Linked DNA regions of Homo sapiens: region 1 is linked to region 2. Evidence: read pairs that join two places in POLR2A ChIA-PET (ENCODE). Cell type or tissue: IMR-90. All regions are shown on one strand.

The links. Peaks named below come from ENCODE experiments on the same cell type or tissue, not always from the same donor. Only the 100,000 strongest peaks of a DNase experiment are listed, where the experiment ranks them.
Region 1: POLR2A ChIA-PET joins it to region 2 with 6 read pairs; 2 of 35 experiments call an interaction of 5 or more read pairs at or near these places.

What each region holds. Positions count from the first base shown.
Region 1 is chr13:31,960,565-31,965,564 of GRCh38, reverse strand. No RefSeq gene overlaps it. Among named protein-coding and RNA genes, the nearest start is that of FRY-AS1, 69 kb to the left of the region's middle. In IMR-90, no CTCF peak of the experiment used is centred here; no DNase peak of the experiment used is centred here; H3K27ac peaks cover 106 bases.
Region 2 is chr13:32,156,465-32,161,464 of GRCh38, reverse strand. It overlaps FRY (FRY microtubule binding protein), which reads right to left. Exons shown (of 61, transcript NM_023037.3): 16 at 4,060-4,192; 17 at 214-321. Among named protein-coding and RNA genes, the nearest start is that of FRY, 130 kb to the right of the region's middle. In IMR-90, no CTCF peak of the experiment used is centred here; no DNase peak of the experiment used is centred here; H3K27ac peaks cover 370 bases.

The DNA of each region.
Region 1 (5,000 bases), 200 kb after region 2:
GAAAGTGTGAGTGGATGAAGATGAAGGCACTCCCCTTGCCAGAAAACAAAGCATCAGTCTGTTAGCACTATCTTTACACAAAAATATCTAGTATTTGATAGCATGACAGTGTGACTACAGTCAATAGTAATTCAATTGTGTGTTTAAAAATAACTAAAAGAGTATAACTGGATTGTTTATAACACAAAGGATAAATGTTTGAGGTGAAAGATACCTCATTTACCCTGATGTGATTATTACACATTGTATGCCCATATCAAAACATCTCATATACCCCATAAATATAAACATATACTATGTACCCACAACAATTAAAATTTTTTTAAAAAGAAACTTTTCCCCTATCGTAGTGTCCACAGTCACAATGGATCTTCATGTCTTTATCTCATTTCTTGTTCTCTGGTAAACAGAAAGATTCCTGTTTAATTGATAAAGAACCCAAGGGTCACAGTTCACACAATTAGTAGTCTTTTGTTCTCCAGATCCAAGAGATTTTGTTCTTTTCTATCACTACATTTTGTTTTTCTTTTAAAATTTACATAATTAAATAGCTAGGTTATTCTATATGTATATGCTTTGGAGTTCTCATATGTTGCCATGACTCTTTTTCTATATAATGAATATTGGGTAAATTCCCCTTAAAGAAATAAATCACAAAACAGATTAAACATTTAAGTAGGAGCACTTTTTTTTTACATTCCCCAGTAAAAATTAAAAGTAAACTAATTTATTTCTTCTAAGTAAATAAGCACAAATATTACAACTGGAAATAGGCAATAACACTAAAACTCTGGGGCTGGAAACATTTGCAATTAGCCCAGGAGGATTTCTTTACAGATAACCAAACTGACCAGAGAGGTCAGGTCACGTCATTAGTTATAAAGCCTGGATGATGAAGCCCAGGTCCTAGAGTATTTTCAAAAACAGTGACTACTTCATCTTTAGAAAAAAATACACTCACTCCGCAAAGAATCTATCTCTAAAAAGGAACATATTTTTAAATAAGAAAAAGAAAAAGTAATGTTTGATATTCATAGCTAATTATCTTTATTCTAGTCACCCAGAGCACAACCAAGCCTTCAGAAGATGGCATCATCCCACCTGGGATTAAAAGTGGCACCACACCCCAAATGATTAATGTAGAAATACATATTTGATTACGAACATGACAAGTCAGGAAGGCTAGACCAGCCAGGAATAGGTATGGGAGCAACTGCTATTAAATATTTAAACAGCACTGATGTACAATAAGTACAATGTGCCAAACATGTAAAGTCTTTGGCCTAAGGAGTTTGCTGTCAGCTGTAAAGCTGGTTATTCCAGAGATATCTGTTATGTTGCTTCATTTGGTAAACAATCCATTCCATACATCAAAAAGCCATCGTTCAATAAGCTTTCTTAGGGTTAAGAATTTACACCCAATTATTTAATGCAAAATTTGTATATACTTGTCACCATATTAATAATTTTAGGAAATTCACTTTTATTTTATGACAAGTTTAAGATTATCTCTCCTTGTTGAGTCTCTTTTCATCCTTTGTATTTTATTCTTCTATATTGTTGCACAAAACACAATTTTGCAACTATGGCATACATAATGACACCAGCAAAACTAAAGAGAATTAGAAAATTTTGATTTTGTAAATGTGTGTTAGACAAGAGAAACTGTCATATAATCATAGCCAACAATATATGCAGAAGCAAGATAAATTGGTAAATAATACTGACTCAAAAACATTATGCAACTTGATTGGCGCATGAAAAGCCTACATCATCTTTATCCAAAATATAGTAAGGAAAAGAGAAGTGAAAACAGTGATGCTTCCTTTGATGGAAAATGATTTTATTTAGCTCAGGTGAGGTACATAGGATATTGTATATTTCTCACTTACATAAATCTGTGTAGGACTCAAAGTAGTTAATAAGACAACAGGGATATCTTAAAGCAAAAGTAAAATAGCAAGAATCCAAGTGATAAGGGCTTGGAGAGAAGAGAGAAAAATAATATAAAATTAATACTAAGGAAGACTATTGTTTCTTAGAAAATGATTTAGTTCTAAGCATGTTTCCAATGGCTAAGACAGAGCAGGCAGTTCAGACAGATAGGCTAAATATTTACTCATTCATTCATTCATTCATTCTTCATTTATGTGATACAGTTTTCTACCTTCAGAAGGCTTGGAGCCTGGGTTGGGGATGGCAATACAAATACATATGTACAGACTTAAACACCATAATACCATGATGTACAAAGACCTGTGGAACAAAAGGCAGAATACAACTAAATCATGTGGGGGTGGGAGTGTGAGGGACAGTTTGAGAGATATGATGACATTTGAGCTTAGCCTTGGAATAGAATATGAGTCAGAGACAAGCAAGGTGGGCAAATGAGGAAGGCTGTATGAGAGCATAACGCCACTGGAATGCCATGAGGGTCAGAGAGCAGTCCATGGTGTGGTGTGACTGGAGTATTGTGCAGAGAAGGATAAGGACCAGGAAAGAAAGCCTTCCATCTGTGCATGGGGCCAGACTGGGAGGGCTCCTGAGTCTTCAATGCCGTGCTGAAGAATGTGGGCTTGATTCCGAAAAAAGCTTAAACATGAGAGAGACACTATCAAGAAAAAAAAAAAAAAAAGGCAGATTGTTACAGAAAATCTACCAGTGGATGAGAGAACTACTTCAGGAATGCAGTTCTAGACTCCAGGAGTCTTTAGGATGGTAGACATTCCTGGGATCAGCTATTATTTTTATCCCACTTTAGAAGGAAGAATCCAGGGCACACTAGGTGGGTAAATTATTAGTTAGATTCACACACTATTAATGGAAGGAGGAGAATATAACATAGTTATGGGGATGAAGGGCATCAGCATTTCCTGAGCACCCACTGTGGGCAGAAATCACTGGATACATGTGTCAAGGAAAGGAAAAAAATAGAAAACTTAGCTCTTCTATTCAAAGAGCTAATAATTAAGACAGAAAAATGACAGAAGCGTGCCAAAAGACAGTAAACTTCTTAGGAATAATACAGATATTTATTTATTCACACAAGAGTTGATATCTTCCTGAAAAGCATACATCTCATTTTTATAAAATGAATAATTTAAAATGCATTTATATAAGGAAATTTATCAATTCATAGTATGGATAATTTATACACTTGATAATCACCCTCCAATCAGTTTTCTGATTTTTTGTAATTAAATTATTTTTCAAAAAGGACAAAGCTATAATGTAAAATGAGTTGCAAAAAAGCTACCCTCATTGAGTAATGCTGTTACTCAAATTAACATATGAACTTATCACAAACTATTAATTAATAAAAATATAAAATAATGTGGAACTCTGCTAACAAGATAGTCTTGCTCACTGATCCTTTAAGTTCCCTGGGTTGTCCCCAAACAAGTTTTATCTTCTATGTCCCTTAACTAAACCAGTCACTGTGCCTGTTCAAGTGAATACAACCATTTTCATAGCAAGAGAAATCCTCTTAAGACAGGAGAAATATGAGTCTTATCCCTTCCTGATGAGTGTACCAAAGTTTTAATTGATAGAGCTTCTAAAAAGAGCATGGTCTTTGGTAAGCAAGATAGTCTGAGCAACAGGATGATGCAGGGATGTTTAACTCCAATCACCATGCATATTTTCCAGGGCTCTGTTTGGACTAAGGTTTACCGTATATGCAAAAGAGAAAAAAAATGCTCTCTGGACTCCAACTGCCTTCTGCAGAGGATGAGTCTTGTTAGACTACAGAGTTTCTCAAAGAATAAGCTGAAGATCCCTCTAACAGAATCAAATCATGACTATTAAAAATACATATTCCTCAGCCAACCCCAAACCTGATAAACCAGCATCTGAAATTTTAACAAGATTTGCAGATGGTTCTCATGGACCCTTATGATAACCATGGGCTGAAAGGGAGCAGTCTCAGGTGGTCCTTTGGTTTATGAGGGGTACCTTGATTGGTTTCAGATGTGCAATGATAGGTCTGAAGAAGGGCTTGGGAGTAAGGCTGGAAAGAGCAGATATGCTCTATATGATCGAGGAAGAAGAAAATAAAATTCTGGGGACATTACGGTAAAAAGAAATTTGAAAGGAAAGATGGAAGAGAAGGAAAAAAGAGCCATCTTGATGGCCAGAGGTTGAATACTGGTAGAACACGCTTTAAGAAATCTTGAAGGGGAGGGTGGTTGAGAGGGCTTTTCAAGAATAGGGCCCTCTGCTGTTAAATCAAAGTTGTTTGTGCTGAATGAATATCTACTTCTGGAATTCTTTTTGTCTCTCCAGACATCCAGTAGAATCCACTACACATACAGAGGCTTTTATGATTGGGTTGAGTTTTTATTTGCAGAAATCAAGGCAAGAAGGTGAACTTCATTTCTGAACCCACACACAGTACAGAATAGAGACAATATCCGGGAAAAAAAATCATAAACGACCAAAAAAGGAAAAACAAACAAACAAAACATTCACAGGAGCAGAAACTTAAGCACAAGGACCCATGTCCCTGAAAAGTTATAAAAATCTTTGGATTGAGCCTGAGACTATGTATGGAATGGAAGCTTGACCAATCTACTTAAATTTTAAGAGCAAAGTGCTCCCAGATGCCATGTGGGTTATATGAAGTCATATGATCTTTTCCTTCTACTACTCAACAAAACAAACAAAAAACAAATAAAATGACCTTCTACATATTCAAACTCTTGTGCTTAGGAGAAATTTGGCTTTGTATTTGTTTTTAAAATTTGCTTTATTAGAATCTTTTTTCCAAGGCAGTGATTATTTCTAACATCTCTCTTTAGAGGTGTAGTACTTACAGTTAGACACCTTTTTAAGCTGAGGACCACATAAAATAATAGGGTGACATCTTTTTCAGGGACTAAATTGAGCCCTGACAACCTACAAAAGGGGACCCACTTCCCACAAATGAGTAAAGTATTTTACCCATGACAGATGCAGGCCCCCAGCTGCTCCACAAGCATATTTAGGCCAAGTCTACTGTT
Region 2 (5,000 bases):
AGCGACCTTACGTGCTTACGTATTTGCTTCTAAGTTGGATTTTAAACCCCTTGAATATGGGAAAAATAATTTTTAAAAATTTGTTTTTTCCTGCCCATACCCAGTACCTCATTTGGTAAATATTTGTTAATTGTAAACTACCATTCTATTTTTTTTTCAGGAGTCACAACAAAGGATCGAAATTAATTTTGGCCAAATAATATTCTCACCTACCTAGCCAGTAAGTCAATAAGTTCAAGTTTTGACATCCCATCAGGAAGCAGTCGAGGAATAGCAGCAACACAGGTCCTGAAAAGATCTATTTTTGGCTTTCTCTCACCCCTAGAATTAGAAGACAAAATTTTAAAATAGGTCAAAAAGCTGTGAAAATAAAAACAAAATGAATTAAGTGCATGAACAAAGACTAGAATCCATGCCTTCTGAGTCACAGCCTGGTGTTAGCTCCATATTACTCTCAAATGTTTATGCCCTTTGTAGCTTGACCAGTTCTAATAAAACTTTAAGTAATTTAAATGTAAGACAGAGGTATATATCTGAAAAGAAAAATGCTGATATCAATAGTATTTTGCCTTGAATTTGCCCTTTAGTTGGGTCTAGTCCAGTTGCATTTAAAATACCAGAATCACAGAAATGGCTAAGTACATCCACATGAAGAAATGTATTTCATTCAGCATTTAAAAATGGAGTATATATATATGGAATGGTGCCTTTTGTAATTGTGATATCTAGCAGCTTCTCTCCCTGATGAGTTATGCTTCTCCCCTAGAGCTCTTTGTCCTGTTTTTAAAAATTTAAGTGCTTCCAAAATAAATCTTTCAAAATAAGTAAAATTCTGAAATGTATATAGTTGTGCACCCATTTCTGACTTTTAAAGTGATACCGATGGGCCTCACCTCTATGGAGATTTCCTTCTCTATTTTTAATTAATTTCTTGAGAATATGAATGTTTAATGATAATTAATGCCTTCTGCATTCTGTTGGAAAATGTGAAGGAGAAATATATATTTTGTGTTATTTCAATTTTTAGTTGTTTTAATAGGTAACTGTTAGATTTTTAACCACTTATTTTATCTGTAACCTTTATGGAATAAACTACCCACCAAAATCTTTCAAATGACCCAAGTGATAATATATAACAGCATATCTAAAGTCTGATGACTTAGTCTTCTGAGCATAAATATAGAATCAGTACCAAATTAATGTGATCCAAGGACACAAGCACAATAATGAAAATGCAAAATAGCATAAAAATAATTCCTTTTTGGAACAGTAACTGTAGTCAGAATAGAAATGCAACTAGCAGAATCAATCCTCTGTGTAATCTAAAGATCATAATCAAGCAGCAATTTTGCTCTGTGACATTACCTTTTATTGTGCTTTTACAAGTTTGTTAAGAATTAATAAAAAATTGTTTATATGAAAAATAAAACACATAATATGTTGTCTTCCAAAATAATCTGCTTTTGTGGGCAGTCATAAGATTATTTTCTTAATAATCTTATGACTTTTGTCATCCATAGAGCTTTTGCACGAGCTGTTGAGGACCCTGGAGAAGAGGAAGCAGTTGCACAGGGCTTTCCAATCAGCCAAGGAAAGAAATGTTTTCAGATATCCTCAATAGCTGTACAGTGTTAGAGCCTAGAGATCTCTTCTAATTGTTCATTTGTAACACAGTGAGTAGTTTAAACAGTTCTACTAGTTTGCTCACCAGATGTTTTTAACAGCTGGGATTATTTTTATATCTGTCGGAAAATGGATGACCTTGCCTGGCCTGAAGTGTAAGGGCGAACTCTGCCAGACTTCCAAGATGATAAAACAAGCCTAGATTAGAAACTAATTGCTGCATGATTTCCTCTTACTACTGCAGTCTTTGCTGTCTGGCCTTTTATGGGAAGCATATAAATCCCCAAAATTATATAATTAAGAAAATATATTAACAGATGTTAAAATTATTATTTATTATTCTTTACTTGTTATTTTCTTTCTTCCTTTCTTTCTTTTTTTGTACTAGCATGAACCACAAAAGGGATATGGAATAAAGACTGAGCAACACAGAATGTTCAATGTTCAAGTTCTTACCCTGCGTAGGGCCTGGGAAAGTGGTGGCCCAGCTTCAAATATCAACTCCAATGACTGTTCCATTAGTGTTGTGTGGGCCTCCACCCTCTTCTCCTAAATGCTTATATGATTCCCTAACATTTCTCTTCTTCCTTATTTTTTTTTTTTAAGAAATGATGCAATGAGTTATTTAGGAATCTGCCTTGAATTCTAGCACGAAAAATATTTCTAGCCCTATCTGGAGGTCTTAAGATGTTTGAATAGGAAAAAGTAAAGAAGAACCTTAGAAAAAGTTTGAACATTGATTAAAACATAAATAAAATGTTTACATTTAAACATGTACCTTTTTATGATTTTGAATATAATGTTTTTGTCCTGAACCTATCTTATGATGCCTATTGATTACGAATATGGTTGTCCTTTAAAGCTCTTTTTTTTTTTTTTTTTTTTTTTTTGAGGAAACAGCTATATGCATTTCTTTTTGTTTGTTTTTGGAACAGTTTCACTGTCGCCCAGGCTGGAATGCAGTGGTGCAATCTTGGCTCACTGCAATCTCTGCCTCCCGGGTTCAAGCAATTCTCCTGCCTCAGCCTCCCGAGTAGCTGGGATTACAGGTGCACGCCACCATGCCCGGCTAATTTTTGTATTATTAGTAAAGATGGGGTTTCGCCATGTTGGCCAGGCTGGTCTTGAACTCTTGACCTCAAGTGGTCTGACCGCCTTGGCCTCCCAAAGTGCTGGGATTACAGGTGTGAGCCACCATGCCTGGCGTAATGCATTTTTTATATCTTCTACATTATAAATTGAAAATGGCTTTAATATATGCAAGAAGTATGGAAAAATGAGGTTGAAAGTTTATTGATAATCTGGCAATTTGTGAGGTAAGAACTAGAACTGTAGATAATATTTTTAACGTTATTAATCTTGGTCAATATAAATTCTGCTATTATTTCGGTTGAAAAGTCTAAAGCAACATCATCTCATACTATTTAAATCGAGTAATTGGTGAGCTGCAGGATAATATGCATTGTATTATCCCACTTTTGTGGGGAAAAGGAGGTATGTATACACATACATTTGTATTGACATAAGGAAAGGTCTGGAAGGAATCACATTGATCCAAGAAACGGCTGCAGATTTCATGTGAGGCTCTGAGGAGGCTTTTATTTTAACTTTAGATTCTACCAAATACATATTTTAAATAATTCTGCATTTTTGCCTTTGCTTTAATCACGAGCACATGTTACTATCACAAAAAAAAATGCACACCACAATATGAATCTCTCTATATAGGTAACAATCTTCAGATTAATTCTTATATTTGCAGTTGAAAATGATGGATGACAGAAGAAATTTACCTAATTATATTTTTGGAAATTATGCCACAGCTATCAAATGTAATTTAATTCATAGCCCAACAACACAGTCCAAACTTTCTTAAAATATAGAATTATAACTTAATCCTAGTTCCTGCCATAGTTAAACAAAAACAGCAAATGCAAGTTCTAATTGTCAATCTAGATCTTCAGATTTTGAATAAGAATACTTGATTTGAATACATTTGAAGCTACGCATGCTTTCTTAAAATGCTTTCTGTGATGCAGTCTGTGATACAATCACACAGAAACTATGAAGTAGGAACTGTCACGAGATGTATAAAGATGGAATGTCTGTAAATTTGGGATGTCACTATGTCACATGAGTTGTGATGGTGCCTGGGAACAAAATGCCATTTCTGAAAAACATGGACTAGTGGGTCATGGTCCTCATTTTCTAACTTACTGACCTAGTGATACTTGAGATATAAATAAAATAGATCAATCACAGATATGACCTTATTTTTATAGTTAATCAAATACTGTGAAGGTTTTTTTTTAACTATCTTTACTACTTTTTAGAACCCTAAGAAGATGAAAACAAAATACAGAATAAATGAGAATACTCTCTACTTGTGTTTTCTGGTTAATCTTTCACTGATAACTTAGTCTTTACTGTACTCACGTGATCATGTCTTCCGGTTCTTTGTTTAACATCTGTACATTAGTCAGCATCATACACCTTCCTACTTCTTTATCAAGGTGCCTTAAAATGTTGTCTACAGCTTTTCGTACTTGAGAGTAATATAAGGACATGCCTGAAAAACATGCATTATAGTTATACCTTCAACTGAATCTATCAAAGGATATCCTGATTTATTCATCCTCTATAATATTTTTTACTGAAGACCTTATGAGTCAATGACTTCCTTGAGCAAAAGGGCTGTCTGATTCAATCTCATCTGCACAGCTTTTAGCATAGTGCCTTGCACTTAGTAAGTGTTCACCAGATAATCATTTTAATTCAATGTATAGGAATTCTAATACTCAATTGGAAGTATTTTCCAGAAGAGTTAAAATAATAAGAAAATACAAAATTCAAATTAAAGCAATTTGAATTTTAAAGTTTCTAGTTAGCATAAGAAAATTCACCATCATTAGTGATTATGTAAATAAAGAATAATTCTCATTGGGGGTTAGGACTTTAATAACTCCATATGGCCCTCTGAAATATATATGTGAATTTTTTTAGTAAAATAAAATAACTTCATATTATAAATTTAAAAATGAAGAAAAACATATTTTAGCTATATTATTTTTATTGTTCTCATTAACTACAGTGTTGATGTCCCACACTGGAAGACGAATGTGTATACGAATTATACAAATGAAAAGTAAATACCTTTGTATTTAAAATTTGTACCTTAGTGAAATAATTATTCATGATTATTTCTCATGCATTACATCTGTTTTTTTTTTTTTTTTTTTTGAGATGGAGCTTCACTGTTGTTGCCCAGGCTGGAGTGGAATGGTGCGATCTTGGCTGACTGCAACCTCCGTCTCCTGGGTTCAAGTGATTTTCCTGCCTTAGCCTCCCAAGTTGCTGGGATTACAGGCATACACCAC